Linked DNA regions of Homo sapiens: region 1 is linked to region 2. A link is an interaction called in ENCODE POLR2A ChIA-PET data of the cell type or tissue named here. Cell type or tissue: Caco-2. All regions are shown on one strand. Each heading gives the region's core, and the rest is flanking DNA. Links, peaks and the distances in the headings are about the cores only.

Region 1 (8,430 bases), core at 50-8,049, 470 kb after region 2:
TGTGTGTGTGTGTGTTTTTTTTTTAGAGAGTCTCACTCTGTTGCCCAGGCTGGAGTGCAGTGGTGCAATCTCGGCTCACTGCAACCTCCGCCTCCCGGGTTCAAGTGATTCTCCTGCCTCAGACTCCCGAGTAGCTGGGATTACAGGTGTGCACCACCATGCCTGGCTAATTTTTGTATTTTTAGTAGAGACGGGGTTTCACCATGTTGGTCAGGCTGGTCTTGAACTCCTGACCTTGTGATCCACCTGCCTTGGCCTCCCAAAGTGCTGGGATTACAGGTGTGAACCACCATGCCCAGCCAAAAGTTTTTTTTATCATGTTCATACGATACATGATTAGAATGATGAAATGAATCAGTGCTTTATTTTAATTAACTCAGGGTTATAGGTAGAGAAAAGTGTGCCAGTGATGGCATTTTATCTGGTCCTTTTACAACATCTGCAGAAGTCAGTACCACCTCTGTGGGACTGAAATGAACAGGAATCAGATTATCTCAGTGCTCCCCGCCCCACCCAGTAATAAACGCTTCTTAATTTTCACCATTGGTGTGACTCAGCTGCCCTTAGTGTCTTCCTGTTACCCACCAATTGCTTCTCTCCCAGAATTTCCTGGTGCAGGAAGAGACAATCCGATGACCAAGCCAATCAGCTCTATCACTGTTTGGGAAGAGCTTTTCCTACCAGGCCAGGCAACGTCATGAGCTGCTGGCCAGTTTACAGCGTGGGTGCCTTGGGTTTACAGACCAATCAGCGATGCCATGAAACAGGACAGTTTCTTTTAGGAGGAAACTTTGGGTGTGGCAGGTACTGATTGATCTGCCCACTAGAAGAACTTTGCAATCATCTGGCCGTAATGCATTGGCCAATCATGAGGAGAAACACATTTTCCCCAACTAGTTTTTGGAAAGGTAAAAGTAAGAGAAGCATCTAAGAGGAAAGGCCTAAGGGACCTGTTCTCACATGCGGTGGGATCTTTGAAATGAATGCCACCCAGTAGGGGCTCTAGAGAAGCCAAAGGTCTCCCTTTCCTTAACTGGACCTTCAGGCTTCTGAGTCGTAGGTAAGCAAGCCAGCCCCAAACTATGGACCTGGGACAATGGCTGTAAGGACTTGGCAAAATTTTTCCATCTTGAAGGAGAATGATTTCTCAATCAGGGCACTGCCATGTTGTTTGAGAAGTTTGCCATGTTTGTTACTTTCATTTTTATTATTAAAAACTCATGAGGCCGGGCACAGTGGCTCACACCTGTAATCTCAGCACTTTGGGAGGCTGAGGCGGGTGCATCACCTGATGTCAGGAGTTCCAGACCAGCCTGGCCAACATGATGAAACCCCGTCTCTATTAAACATACAAAAAATTAGCCAGGTGTGGTGGTGGGCGCCTGTAATCCCAGCTACTCAGGAGGCTGAGGCAGGAGAATCTCTTGAACCCGGAAGGGGGAGGTTGCAGTGAGCTGAGATTGCGCCACTGCGCTCCAGCCTGGGCGACAGAGTGAAACTCCATTTAAAACAAAACAAAACAAAACACCTCATGAAATGTAGCCAAATACCACCTGTACCCCAAAAACTTATGGAAAAAAAACAAACAACAACTCATGGGAAAAAAAACCAACTCATGAAAGAGTAAGGGATTGGGAGCTTATCTGCAGGCAGCAAGAAGATGTGAGGTCAGGGAGACCATTCTCACCCTGCATTTGGTCTGGGATGTAAGGATCCCTACGGTACATAACAGTTGGTTAGAAGCAGCAACTTAGGAGAAGAAAACCAGGCTAAGTCCCGTGGCCAAAGTGAGGAAAAAGGGGGATGCTGGAGTGGGAGCTTGGTCATCTGGCCTGGGCCTGAGAAGAGCCCAGGAGGGGCTCCCACAGAACCCTCTGGGGCAGTGACATGGTGGCAGTTAGAGGAGACATTGGTGAAGGTCCAGTGTTGCTTATTTCCCTAGGATTGCCTTTGTTTACAATAGGATGAATGCGCATGAGGCTAATGCAGATGAGACAGCCACGTGGTCAGTGTCTGACTTGATGGCCTGGGTTGGCTCCTTGGCTTATGCAATGCCTGGGACATAGCGGGCATGCTATGAATATTGGTGGAATACATGAATATGTGAATAAATGCACTAATGAGTGTGTCACTCTTGTTCATTACTAGCTGGATGTAAGGACTTCTCAAAAACTGCTCAAGAAGCCAGGCGCGGTGGCTCACGCCTGTAATCCCAGCACTTTGGGAGGCTGAGGCAGGCGGATCACGGGGTCAGGAGATCGAGACCATGCTGGCCAACATGGTGAAACCCCGTCTCTACTAAAAATAGAAAAATTAGCTGGGCCTGGTGGCGTGCGCCTGTAGTCCCAGCTACTCAGAAGGGAATCGATTGAACCTAGGAGGCGGAAGTTACAGTGAGCCGAGATCGCACCACTGCACTCCAGCCTCGTGACAGAGTGAGACTCCATCTCAAAACAAAAACCAAACAAACAAACAAACAAACAAAAAACTGCCCAAGACTCCAACAGAAATTACTTGGTCTCCTTCCAGGCGACACTAAGAAGCCCAATCCTGGCTCTTGGAAATGGTGTGGGCCAAGAAAGGAGGAAATATTTCACAGGCTAATACTAATAATTGCTTCATTTTATAGGTGCCTGATGAAGTGCCAGGCACCTACTATGATATACTATGTACACACATGAATTTCTGTTGTCATGGACAGAGACTCACAGATTATATCTATTCAACACCATAGAAGCCAGTCAATCTAGGCAAGAAAACCAGCTGGATTATTTCCTTGCTATCATCTACATAAAATCAGCCTGTTGACTATTTGATGCACTCCCTCTCACACTTAAATTTGGTCAACCAGTGTTGCTGTGTGGCTACTGTAAGCATTAAGCAATCAGGGTTAGTCTACTGGGTCCACATGACAGCCACAGTGGCCCTTTTCAGAGCATTCACCAGAGTCTTTTTTTTTGAGACAGAGTCTTGCTCTGTTGCCCAGGCTGGAGTGCAGTGGCGCCATCTCGGCTCACCGCAACCTCTGCCTCCTGGGTTCAAGCGATTCTCCTGCCTCAGCCTCCTGAGTAGCTGGGATTACAGGAATGTGCCACCACACCCAGCTAATTTTTGCATTTTTATTAGAGACGGGGTTTCACCATGTTGGCCAGGCTGGTCTCGAACTCCTGACCTCAGGTGATCCACCTGGCTTGGCCTCCCAAAGTGCTGGGATTACAGGCCTGAGCCACCGTGCCCAGCCAGTAGCAGCTATTTTGCCTGAACTACATTGTTTAAAGTCATGTAAGTCTAGCCAGGCACGGTGGCTCACGCCTGTAATCCCAGCACTTTGGGAGGTGGAGGCGGGCGGATCACCTGAGGTCAGGAGTTCGAGACCAGCCTAACTAACATGGTGAAACCCCTGTCTCTACTAAAAATACAAAAATTAGCCAGGTGTAGTGGCGGGCGTCTGTACTTCCGGCTACTTGGGAGGCTGAGGTGGGAGAATCGCTTGAACCCGGGAGGCAGAGGTTGCAGTGAGCTGAGATCACACCATTGCACTCCAGCCTGGACGACAGAGTGAGACTCCATCTCAAAAAAAAAAAAAAAAAAATCAGGTAGGTCTTTTTACCCTCAATGTATAGATGAGGGGCATAAAATTCAGCAATGTTAAGGAAACGCTAAAGTCTCCACAGCTAGTAAGAGGGGAGCCTGGATTTGACTCCTGTGGTCCTGTGCGTAGCCTGTGTGTTCTCCAGTGCACATGCTCTGTCCATGCCTCAGAGTGACGCCTGAAACAAGCCATCACCCTGAAGGCAGCTAGGGCCTCCGGGGAGGGTGTCCTCAGGGAGGACTGCCCAGTGCAATGTTCTGAGAACCAGCAGTGCTCTGTGCGAGTGTGTCGGGGGCAAGACTGGCCCAGCACCCTCTGGGGAACCTTGGATGCCTGGGGCCACCTGTAGGGGAAAGAAAGAGATCAGACTGTTACTGTGTATATGTGGAATGAAGAAGACATAAGAAACTCCATTTTGTTCTGTACTACGAAAAATTCTTCTGCCTTGAGATGCTGTTAATCTGTAACCCCAGCCCCAATCCTGTGCCCGCAGAAACATGTGCTGTGTTGACTCAAGGTTTAATGGATTTAGGGCTGTGCAGGAGGTGCTTTGTTAAAAATGTGTTTGCAGGCAGTATGCTTGGTAAAAGTCATCGCCATTCTCCAGTCTCGAGAGTACCCAGGGACAGAATGCACTGCGGAAGGTCACAGGGACCTCTGCCCAAGAAAGCCTGGGTATTGTCCAAGGTTTCTCCCGACTGAGACAGCCTGAGATATGGCCTCGTGGGAAGGGAAAGACCTGACCGTCCCCCAGCCCGACACCCGCAAAGGGTCACACTCTGTGCTGAGGAGGATTAATGAAAGAGGAAGGCCTCTTTGCAGTTGAGATAAGAGGAAGGCATCTGTCTTCTGCTCGTCCCTGGAAATGGAATGTCTCGGTGTAAAACCCGATCGCACATTCTATTTACTGAGATAGGAGAAAACCGCCTTATGGCTGGAGGTGAGACATGCTGGTGGCAATATTGCTCTTTACTACACTGAGATGTTTGTGTAAACTCAAACATAAATCTGGCCTACATGACATCAAGGCACAGCACCTTTCCTTAAACTTATTTATGACACAGAGACCTTTGCTCACACGTTTTCCTGCTGACCCTCTCCCCACCATTACCCTATAGTCCTGCCACATCCCCCTCACCGAGATAGTAAAGATAGTGATCAATAAATACTAAGGAAACTCAGAGACCAGTGTCGGCGTGGGTCCTCCGTATGCTGAGCGCCGGTCCCCTGGGCCCACTGTTCTCTCTCTATACTTTGTCTCTGTGTCTTATTTCTTTTCTCAGTCTCTTGTCCCACCTGATGAGAAATACCCACAAGTGTGGAGGAGCTGGCCTCCTTCACCCGCAAGCATCCCCAGAATGAGTCTGCTGCTGGCCATTTAACAACTCTTTTGTCTTTATATTTCTCGGTGTTTGATCTCAATTGTTTATGCTTTTATTTTTAGGTATAACTTGCATTTAGTAAAATGTACACTTCTTAAAGTGCTTCCAGCTTGATGATTTTTCACATGTGTATTTCACCATGCAACCACCAGTCAGATCAACATTGACAACAGCCCTGGCATCCCAGAACTCTCCTTCACAGCCTCCCTAGCCAGTCCTTTCCCACGCTAATTACTGCTCTAGCATCTGTTGCCATGGGTTAGTTTTGCCTGCTTTTGAATTTCATATTGTTCTTTTTGAGTCCTAACTAGTACAGAGGGTCTGAATCTTAGGCTACAAACTCAAGTGTGCCAAAAAGAATGTGATTTAACCTATTATTTTTCTGTTTTCTTGTTTTTTTTTTTTTTTTTTTTTTGAGACAGGGTTTTGGTGTGTCACCTAGGCTGGAGTGCAGTGGCACAATCATAGCTCACTGCAGCCTTGAACTCCCAGGCTCAAGAGATTTTCCTACCTTGGCCTTTCAAGTAGCTGGGAATATAGCCATGCACCACTATGCCCGGCTTTTTATTATTATTATTATTATTATTTTAGAGACAAAGTCTCTCTCTGTTGCCCAGGCTGGTCTTGAACTCCTTGCCTCAAGCAATCCTCCTGCCTCAGCCTCCCAAAGTGCTGGAATTACAGGCATGAGCACTGTGGTCGTCCAAACCTGTTATTTTTCTATCATTGAACTTAATTTCTATCCTGAGCTCTCATTCTACCAGTGGCAGAAATCATAGGTAGTGACACAGGAAAGTTTAATCAATTCAGGATTCGGGTTGCTTATATAGTTCCAGGAAACATTTATACAGTGCCAGGGCATTGAAAAAAGAGGCATCTGTCCTGGGCTTACCATGGTCATTTGCATTATTGGTCCATGTGGCACCCACTGGAGCACCTGTGTTCCCATCAGTCTCTCTCTGATTTTTCATTCCTTTCTCACTGACATCAACAAGTCCCCAGTCCTACCTGATTCTGGTCATTGGTCCTTGCAGGTCACTTTGCATTCTCTCTGTCCTGTTTGCAAAGCCTCTTCAGGTCTGGCAATCCTCTCAGCTACATCTGTGCCCCTCTCAAGACAAAAGACACTTCCATTCCCTCTCCTTTACAAATCCAGAGCTACAGGGGACGTGGAGCAACTGCCACAGGGCCCCTTTGTCTGGAAACAATACACTCTCATCTCATCTGCTGCTGCCATACCGGACTGCTGCTTTTCTGCTTTCAGCTCGGCGATCAAGGCACATGTTCTTTTGTTCTCAGATTCACAACCTATAAGGGACGTTTAGCATCCCCCTCACTCTGGAGATTTGGCCTGGGATGGGAAGCAAGGCATCATCTCGGGAACCCACCCCTGCTTCTCACTCTGTTGTTAGACAATCTCTCTCTTGTCCCTCTTCCTTGCCTGGGAATCTTTATTGCCTCCAGGGTGGGAAAAGCTGACTCTTGCTTTGTCATCCGTTCTCTCACGTCTCCTGTTTTGGTATAAACTTTGTACCCAGACTCTTTAGGACTCTGGCTTTTGAGGCTGGAAGGGGTAGGTTCTTACCACTAACTGGTATTTCTTTCAAAACCACTTCTCTAGTTTAAGTTCTGAAAGTCTATTTAGAAACTCAAAAGCCAAGAATTATCTTCTTTTGCCTGCTCTATCACCCCTTCCCTGAGTAAGCCTGTGCTCGGTTGCTGCCTATAGGTTGTAAAATACAGGAAGTGGGGTGTGGGGTTTTTAATTGTAATGAAAATCCATATCGCTACCAGATTCTGACTTTAACTGCTCCCTAACTACCACAAATTACTAAGCATGTTCTAAGTGCAAGGTGTTTTGTGAGAAGCTGTCAGGAGAATATAAAGATTAAAAATGTGGAGTACAGATCACATTTTTGTAGCAATTTTGTCCCCTACATATCCCATTTGATGTTGACCATGTCTCTGTGGGCGAGCAGGCTAGGTAGAACCATCAGTGTGAGCCTGCGAGGTGAGTTTTATGTTCTTAGCACTTTCCAGATGAGAAAACTAGCTGAGAGAGAGAGAGTGTTCAGCTCATCAAGTGGTGGAGCTATGGGTGGAATTTTCAAGTAAACCCAGAACTTCCAACTCCATATATCCACTTCCCTCCACTATCCCTGAAAGATTCTCAATGAGCCTCCAGGCCATTGGGCAAACCAAGTAGAGCCCAGGGCAGAAAGGAGGGGACATTGAATTGGACCTCATAGGATGGTGGCAGTAGGATTGGGAGAAAAGTATTCCAGGCAGAGAGAACCTGGAAGTGGACTTGTTTCAGCCTTCTCTACCCACCACCCCACCTATTGCAGCTGCCTGTGTTCACGGGGCTGCTTCTCAGCACTTGTCTTCTGCTTCCATTCCTGCTCCTGTGCCCTACGCACACACACACAAACCACACCCTGAGCATCAATCATGTCCGAGATGCAATCATTCTACTTAATCTTTACAACAGTGTTTCTCCCTGGTCCTTACCTCATTGCTGGGCTGAATCACTGAGCCCCAGCCATGCCACTTGCCCCTTGAATATGTGGGTCACATGTATTGCCTGTTGTGCCCTGCTAGCCTGCTGGGGCCACCACCGTCTTCTCTGGAAACTCAGGGGCTGTTTGCTGATTGAACACAATTGTAAGCTTGCCACACTGCTGGTCTTTTCCCCAGTCCACTTCCACAGTTGCCTCAGTCCCTCAACACCTGCCCTGCCTTAGTGAGCAGGTCTTTTGCAGGTCTTAGTTCCTTCCTTTTCTGCCCACTCCATGAGGCTTCCAGGAACCAGCAGGTTTCTCAGCCAAGTCTAGAGCAAGGACTGAAAGGAGTGGCTAGAGGGAGCAGAGAATGCCCCTCCTGGGGGACTGTGAGACATACTGCCACGGGAACGGAGCTGGAGCATCGCCCGGGAGAGGGGAAGAGAGGTGAGGATGGAAGATTAGAATCAATGGTAATTCACAAATTTTTAGCATGAAGACCCCTTTTAAACACCAACACAGACCTCACAGGAGAGGAACTTTACTTTTAGTGTCTATTGCTGGAGAAGAAAAGTTTTGACAAAAAATTTACAATTGTCTGGGCACAGTGGCTCACACCTATAATCCCAGCACTTTGGGAAGCCAAGGCAGGCAGATCACTTGAAGCCAGGAGTTCGAGACCAGCCTGGCCAACATGGCAAAACCCTGTGTCTACTAAAAATATTATATAAAAATTAGCTGGGTGTGGTGGTGCGAGCCTGTAATCCCAGCTACTCGGGAGGCTGAGGCACAAGAATCACTTGAACCCGGGAGGTGAAGGTTGCATTGAGTTGAGATCACACCATGCACTCCAGCCTGGGTGACAGCATGAGACTCTGTCTCAAAAAACAACAACAAAAATTACAATGAATTCAGAAATACTTTGAAATAAATTTAAATGTTATTAATCTCATCA
Region 2 (8,430 bases), core at 240-8,239:
CACACCGTTCTCCTGCTTCAGCCTCCCGAGTAGCTGGGACTATAGGTGCCTGCCATGGCGCCCAGCTAATTTTTTGTATTTTTTTTTAGTAGAGACGGGGTTTCACCGTGTTAGCCAGGATGGTCTCGATCTCCTGACCTCGTGATCCGCCCACCTTGGCCTCCCAAAGTGCTAGGATTACAGGCGTATATGCTTTGAAAGCGATGAAAATCTCACCTTATTCTCTGTTTTAGCTGCATCCCAGAGATGTTGATGTATTGCAGTTTCATACTGTTTAGCACAGAATATGTTCTGGTTTCCATTTAATGCCTTCTTTTTATTTATTAATTTAAAGAGATAGAGTCTTGTTCTGTTGCCCAGTCTGGAGTGTAGTGGTGAGATCAAAGTTCACTGCAGCCTCAAACTCCTGAGCTCAAGCAATCCTCCCACCTCAGCCTCCTGAGTAGTTGAGATTATATAGGTACAAATTGTCATGCCCGTTTGATGTTTTCTTTCACTTACATTACTTAGAAGTATATTGCATAATTTCTGAACATTCAGATATTTTAAAAATCTTTGTTACTGAACTCTAATTAAATCCTAAAGTGGTCAGAGTGCATGTATACATGATGTCAGTCTTGAGATTTGTTGAGGTTTGCTTTATAGCCCAATGTATAGTCCATTTTGGCAATGTATTTGAAGTGACATTTTTCAGATCTTTTGTCATCTTCTGAAGCTTTGGATATCCAAATAAGGCTGGTCCCTGTAACATTCTGTACCTACTCTGTACAGATTCCCAGTTTCTACTCACTTAAAGTAGGTGTGCTTGTATTTTTAGTGTATCTTTCTCTCTCAATCCAGGAGGTTTTTTCCTTCCCCTTGTGATTATATGCAGCTCATAGGTAAGAAAAACCTTTGTAATGTACTTAAATCTCAGCAGTCCTCAGCTCATTATCAAGTGCCGTAGTCCCTAACCACTAAATTAAGTGTTGACCTTATACATAAGGACTTCATTTAAGAGCGAGTTCGTTCTTGTTGTTGACTCCTGTCATGTTGTACCATTATTCTCTTGAAACTGGTCTGACTTGCCTTTGACAAAAGGAAAGGAGTGTGCTTTGCAGGGCTATGTGCTTTCCTAATACCAGAAGTTATCTAAAGATACTTAACTGTGCTGTGAACTAAAGCTATTGTGTTTGATCTGCCCAGGCATCCAGCTGACTCCTGTATACAAAATTCTACCCGTTCAGTTCTGTTAATGTTTAAGTTCCCGCTGTTCTTTGGTGGGAAAGGAGGTGATGTATAAAAATCAACTGCTTTGTATAAGGCTTGGTGTGTTAGGTGCTAAACCACTTAACTTTTTCTTGATTTGGGGATCTATTCTCCTTGTTTTTTTGTTTGTTTGTTTGTTTTTTGTTTTTTTTTTCCTTCTTTTAGAGACAGAGTCTTGCTCTGTCACCCAGGCTGGAGTGCAGTGGTACGATCATAGCTCATTGCAGCCTCCAACTCCTGGGCTGAAGTCATCCTCCTGCCTCCATCTCCCAAGTAGCTGGTACTGCAGGCACGCATCACCATGCCTGGCTGATTTTTTTTTTTTACTTTTTGTAGAGATGGTGTGTTGCTGTGTTGCCCAGGGTGGTCTTGAACTCCTGAGCTCAACCGATCCTTCCAAAGTGTCAGGATTACAGGCGCGAGCCACCATGCCCAGCTGAGATCTGTTTTTTACTGTTTCACAATAATTGCTGGAAATATTTGTAATAATGTGACTTTCACTGCTAAGACAGAAAAGGAAGATAAGGAAATTGAGGAAAATGAAGCTTCTGCTTCTACAACAGGAAAGCATAAACGTTTGAGTTACTTTTAGAGTAAACGGGGGATAAGTGTGTCTAGATTCTTGACCCACCCTCTTCTGCCACAGTCAGACTTAGAATGCACTTTTGCATGCACTTTTGTTAATCTAATGAACGAACATTTATACACTTTCTAGTTAGTAAATACGTGTAACTTTATATTTCAGCTCATGAGATCCTTTGCTGCGTGCTGCAGGGAAGTGTAGAGCTCTTCAGCTGTGCAGCCAGGATAAGAACTCACGTTCTGTTCTCCCTGCTGCTGCTGTGACAGGGGAGGCACGTGTACATCCAGGCTCTTTCTGTGTGGCAGGGCTGTTTAATTGGGGCTGATGGAAATTTTTGTCATAGGAAATGGGCAATCAGATTTTCAGTTAGTAGTGAAATAATTGACTCTCAATCCATATTGGGAAACAGAAGATAAAACATTTGGTAATAAAAATGTAAATTTTAGAACATAGAACACAAAGAGTGGTCCATAAGCTGGGCGCGGCAGCTCACACCTATAATCCCAACACTTTGGGAGGCTGAGGTGGGCGGATCACGAGGTCAAGAGATCAAGACCATCCTGGCCAACATGGTGAAACCCCGTGTCTACTAAAAATACAAAAATTAGCTGGGCATGGTGGTGCACGCCTGTAACCCCCCTACTCGGAGGCTGAGACATGAGAATTGCTTGAACCGGGGAGGCTGAGATTGCAGTGATCCAAGATCATGCCACTGCACTCCGGCCTGGGCAACAGAGCGAGACTCCATCTCAAAAATAAAATAAAATAAAAACAGGGCCGGGCGCGGTGGCTCATGCCTGTAATCCCAGCACTTTGGGAGGCCAAGGCAGGTGGATCATGAGGTCAGGAGTTCGAAACCAGCCTGACCAACATGGTGAAACCCCACCTCTACTAAAAATACAAAAATTAGCCAGGCATGGTGGCACATCCCTGTAATCCCAGCTACTCAGGAGGCTGAGGCAGGAGAATTGCTTGAACCCGGGAGGTGGAGGTTGCAATGAGCCGAGATTGCGCCACTGCACTCCAGCCTGGGTGACAGAGGGAGACTCTATCTCAAAAAAACCCAAAAAAACAAAGAGCGGACCCTAATGTAACCTATGGACTTCAGTTAATAATGAATCTGTATTGGCTCATCAATTGTAACAAAGGTACCACACTAATGGAAGATGTTAATAATAGGAAAAACAGATGAGGAGGACGGGAGAGGTACAGAGGTATATGGGAGCATTCTGTACTATCTGATTAGTTTTTCTGTAAAACCTAAAGATGCTAAAAAAAAAAAAAAGAAAACTGTTTAAAATTTTTAAATATCTAGCTTAATGTTCCCCAATGGGTTCAAATCATACAAAGTTAGTGTTTAACCTCCTGACCCTTGCTTGGAATTTCTCAGTTAAGATGAGTCCAGTTTGCAGTTTGAGCTGTTTCATCAGTTCCGTTTGCCTCTCGCCTGTGTATTAACTGTGCTCTTGCCTTTCTCCCTATCTGCTGGAACAGTTGGAATGCCAAGATGCCTTGGAAACAGCAGCCCGAGCCGAGGGCCTCTCTCTTGATGCCTCCATGCATTCTCAGCTCAGAATCCTGGATGAGGAGCATCCCAAGGGAAAGTACCATCATGGCTTGAGTGCTCTGAAGCCCATCCGGACTACTTCCAAGTAAGATGCCGTGCTGAGTGATGACAGTGAAGCATCAAAGGCCTTTTTTTTTTTTTTTTTTTTTTTTTGAGATGGAGTCTTGCTCTGTCGCCAGTGGCATGATCTCGGCTCACTGCAACCTCCGCCTCCTGGGTTCAAGTGATTCTCCTGCCTCTCAGCCTCCTGAGTAGCTGGGACTACAGGCGTGCACCACCACCAAGCCCAGCTAATTTTTTTGTATTTTTAGTAGAGACGGGGTTACACCATATTGGCCAGGATAGTCTCAATCTCCTGACCTCATGATCTGCCCGCCTCGGCCTCCCAAAGTGCTGGGATTACAGGTGTGAGCCACCGCGCCCGGCCCATCAAAGCCGTTTTAGAACATTCAGGCTAAGATTAGATCATCTGGGGAGACTGGTCTTTAGCTAAGAGCTGTGTTCACTAAACAGTGTCCATTAAACACGGGCTGCCCTCTCCGTGCGTGTTGATAGCTTTGTGATTTCGGTTTTCTCTCCTTAGACACCAGCACCCAGTGGACAATGCTGGGCTTTTTTCCTGTATGACTTTTTCGTGGCTTTCTTCTCTGGCCCGTGTGGCCCACAAGAAGGGGGAGCTCTCAATGGAAGACGTGTGGTCTCTGTCCAAGCACGAGTCTTCTGACGTGAACTGCAGAAGGTAGGCGCCTCTGGTCCACCCTCATCTCCCCCATGCCGGGTGGGCAGGGCCTGAGCTAGGAGTGTGAAGTCCACAGCTCTGTGTCTTTAAAGAGCCGAGCTGTCCAGTGGAGGGCGGGCGGCCTGGGGATGACTTTCTCTTTGCTCTTTTGCTTTATCTCCTATTTCACCTTTGATCCTGTTTTAACCACGGGCTTTCTCTCTCTCTCTCAGCCCCGCTTCTCTTCCTGAGTCTGCAGGGAGATTATGTTGCTGCCTTGTGACAGAATACATTTTTGTGGTAGCTGATTGTCATGATTAAAATGTAGTTTACAACTTTACATTTTACCACAGGAACCTTCAGAAAGGGTTGGGGGCCCCTGAAAAAGAAAGTTCTTATTCACAAATTGCATTCAGGGATCATTTTCCTGGGTGGAAAGAAAGGCTTTTGCTCTCATCATTTTCTGTATCCTGGGAGGCTCCTTATACAGGGTAAATGTGTAGTTCCCTAGGAAGGGTATTTTTTCCCAGAAGGTGAAGACTATGTACATAATTTTAAAGGAGAGACTTGTGTGAGTGGTGGCAAAACCTGGAGACAAAAAGTGGTGGCAGGCGGGGAGCTAGGTGTGCCTTTCCCCCGAGGAGATGTGTAACGAGGACGTGTGCCCTTGTTAAGACTAGAGAGACTGTGGCAAGAAGAGCTGAATGAAGTTGGGCCAGACGCTGCTTCCCTGCGAAGGGTTGTGTGGATCTTCTGCCGCACCAGGCTCATCCTGTCCATCGTGTGCCTGATGATCACGCAGCTGGCTGGCTTCAGTGGACCAGTAAGTTCTAACCATCCTTTCCGACAGTCTCCAGGGGCCCGGCCACGGCCAGCTCTAACACTCTTATTCTGTTGCAGAGGTTGTGCTCAGCTTTGGGCTAGGTAGCAGTCTTAGAGATGCCTTCAGGTCTGTTGAAAGGGGTCGATGGATTTTGGCAACAGCTGGAAGGATGAAAGGGCAGTGTTGCCAGAGAAGAAATGGAACTGGCTTGATTTCTGGGTGGGGGTGAAATGGAACTGACTCCAGTTCTGCACAGGACTGTGCTTCTCGGTTGTGTGTTAACATGAACTGACAGTCGGTGCAGGCAGATGTGTCTTGCAGTGCTATGAGTGGGTGAGAGCACGTTGTGTGGCCCGGGCTGGTGAGCCAGCACCGGGAACATACCAAGTGCCTGGAGGCAGTTATCACATGTTTGGCAGGTCTGTGGCAAATAAGCCCTGAGAAAACTAGAGGACTGTCGAGGATTTTAGAGTCTGACCTGGAGTCCGTTTAAGTTTGGCTTATAGTGTGACTGTGTGGCAAGTGTTGGGGTGGCAGCCGTGGTTTTCCCCAGTCTGTACTGATGCAGAGTAGACAAGAGAGCCTTTGACGTTCACTCTGTTTCCTGGGCACCTGTTTCTTACACCTGCTGTGCTGCCTTACACTTGAGACCTTGATTAAATCTATTCTCTACACATTTGCCTTGAGGCATCGGAGCAGTAGTACTGCTTGTACTGTGCGTTTTCCATATGTGGGTAAGCTGGAGGTTCATGGTTTTGGTAAGTATGTGCCTAAGATGCATGGCAATTAGGTAAAACTAATTTGCAGTTTTGTTTTTGTTTTTATTTTTTTAACGTTTGATGCCTCTTGTTAAAGTTTTGATCTCTTTTCTGAAGCAGAGAACACTACTTTTCTGGTATTGGGTTTCTATATTATTAATAATTGACCAACTAACATACTTTATATAAAAGTTTTAAGTAAGAAGGACCATGTAACTGAAATGTTGTGTTATGTAATTTACCAAAATGGCAAACATTTTCATAGAGCCAGCTTCCCCCAAGAAGAGCTTCTGTCATTGTTTCACTACAGGGCTGGTGGCTGCTCTGATCTCATAGAATTCATTCCTCTGGGTAGCACCATATGCAGGCTTTGCGAATAAAGTGATCATGGGCTTTCTTGATTCCATTTGGCCAATGCAAGAACTTCATTGGCTCCCCTCTAAAAAAAATTCCATGGATTGCTGGGATTTTTATTTTTTATTTTTTGAAAAAAATGGTACCTATCCGTATTCAGCTTGGTGGCTTCACAGTCCCTCCCCTGAACATCCGTATATTCCTTATTCTCTCATTTATGGTGCAGAACACTGGGGTACTAACCTCTAGGAAACTGTTCTAGCTGCCAGGGAAAGCTAAGAGCCCTCCTTTAACAGGAAAGCAGCAGCATGCTTTTTCTTCTCTCTGCCGTTTCAGGGAAGAGCACCTTAAGGCCAGTGTTATTTCATGGGATTCTGCCCTAGAGCTGAGAAAGTAATGGACTCATCCATAATCTCTTTTATAGATTTGAAAGTGTAAACAATACACACTTCCTTTTTTGGAACTCCAATTCTAATATGTTTCTTTTTCATTGGAAATTGAAAAACCAGGCTGGTTTTGAGATTAGTACTAGCAGTGAGTAAACCTCCTGTCTGTGGACTTAAATCCTTTTGAGGAACATTTCGTTTTAGATTTTTACAAGTTTTCTAATCTGGCACGACTTTCAAACTAGCTTAATCTGTTCTTACAGAAACCTGTGTAAGGACAGACTGCCCACATACGGGCTCCCCAAATAAAATGGCATTTTTATTTCTTGTCCCTGCTCGGGTTTCACCGAACCTTGGTAGCCATAATCAGAACAAATGAAACACAGTCAAGTTGTTGTGTTCTGTTTGTTTTTACCTGCCAGCCAGCTGATGCTGACATTTATACACCAAGATGATCCAAGGTTTTGGTGACGCCGGTGGGGACTGCCGCTATATGTGCAGGGTGCCCGGGGGTCATAGTAATGTTAATGGAGTACCAGAATCTCTAACAGTGTGGTCCTGTGTAGCCACATTGCTACACTTACAGAGATGCTTTGGGGCCTTTTTGGATTAAGACAGTTCTAAAAGACCAGGCCTCACCTATGATCTGTGTATAAAGAATTAGCATCGCACTGTAGATCTGCAAGAGAAGGCCGCCTCCTGCAGTGCTCTCTCTTGGTGAATGCTAACTCTGCTCGAGGGCCTTTTGGGGAAAGGACAGTGTAAAACCCTTAGAGAGGTAAGTTTCCCACCCTTCCAACCTCTCTCCACCTGCAGCTTGCTTGGTGCTGTCAGGATCTGGATTTGGGGGGAGTCTCTCTGTAGTGGAACCAGTGACAGAAGCTGTTCTTTAGAATTTTCAGGATGGCTGTATTCTGCGGTCAGAATGAGAGAGTCAAGCTGGGCAGAATCTCTCGCCAAGAGTTCAGGTAAGGTAATGTTTATTCACTGGGAATGCTTTCCACAGCCAGACAGCTATGCTAACAGTCTCAAGTTTTCTTCCAGTTTGTTTAGATTTAAATGATACATTTGTAACTTTTTAAAAACTAAATTTTGGTTGGATTTTTCATGAAAACCTCTTTTTTCTTTATCCCCTAAAAAATGGTTTGAAATGTCATTGTTATTTAAAAACCCGATGTGTTGGAACTTCTTTAATCTGCTGTTTCCTCTTTTTCCCCCCCTTTGAAAGTTTCGCATAGTGTAAACATTCACTATGTCTTTTACCTTCCCTGCTCCTCCCATCTGGGAGGCGCTGATGCTATTACCCAGTGCTGAAAAATGGCACTCTAAAGGTATGGGAAGGAAGGAGCCCAAGGCAACCACCTGCTGTCCTTTCAGCCTTCCTTTGGAGACTGCTCCATCAGTGCCGAGGTGTGTGGGAACAGGCTTCACTGCACCGCCATCTTACTGAGTTGCTTCACGTGAGGAAAAGGGGGCTTTGGCCCTGTGACTCAGTTCCACATTTTGGATTGCATACTGGAAAAGAAGCCAATCTTCTTGCTAGTAAACCAGCAACCCGGCTGTATACAGTGGTGACCCAAGCAATGGATATAAACCTAAAAATCTGAGGGAGGGGAGAGGTGGAATACAGTAGTTCTTGGAATCTGAAGTCTCCTATTTGATCAGGTTATTTCCTGGGACTTGGCAAAAATCTGATTGGTGGGGATCTCCTAGGACCTAGTGGACATCTGGTATTAATTTAATCTCAGGAAAAACAAGAAATTAACCCAGAGAGAGTCTGGGTTTTGGAATTCAGCGTAGCTACCTCCAGACCGTGGTGTCTGGCCTCCATTTTTGTCTGTCATTCAGCTCTGACTTACAGCTGCAGTCACCTTTGCTATAAGGCACCTGGGTAGAAGGGTGGATGGGCTTCACATCAATTTTTTTCTTCCTTTAGGGTGGGGGATTGGTTTGGCTTTCTTTTGTTGTGGTTTTTTGTTTTATTTTTGTCAAG

The links. ChIA-PET counts read pairs that join two places held together with the same protein. Peaks named below come from ENCODE experiments on the same cell type or tissue, not always from the same donor. Only the 100,000 strongest peaks of a DNase experiment are listed, where the experiment ranks them.
Region 1: POLR2A ChIA-PET joins it to region 2 with 7 read pairs; 1 of 35 experiments calls an interaction of 5 or more read pairs at or near these places.

What each region holds. Positions count from the first base shown.
Region 1 is chr3:183,516,855-183,525,284 of GRCh38, reverse strand. The region is part of intron 2 of KLHL6 (kelch like family member 6); the gene reads left to right. Among named protein-coding and RNA genes, the nearest start is that of KLHL6-AS1, 28 kb to the left of the region's middle. RefSeq lists an enhancer at 6,169-6,669. In Caco-2, for the core only: no CTCF peak of the experiment used is centred there; DNase peaks (open chromatin) are centred at 4,254 and 4,384.
Region 2 is chr3:183,984,279-183,992,708 of GRCh38, reverse strand. ABCC5 (ATP binding cassette subfamily C member 5) reads left to right here. Exons shown (of 30, transcript NM_005688.4): 3 at 3,326-3,483; 4 at 3,982-4,137; 5 at 4,792-4,939. Among named protein-coding and RNA genes, the nearest start is that of ABCC5-AS1, 18 kb to the left of the region's middle. RefSeq lists an enhancer at 2,136-2,636. In Caco-2, for the core only: no CTCF peak of the experiment used is centred there; a DNase peak (open chromatin) is centred at 4,238.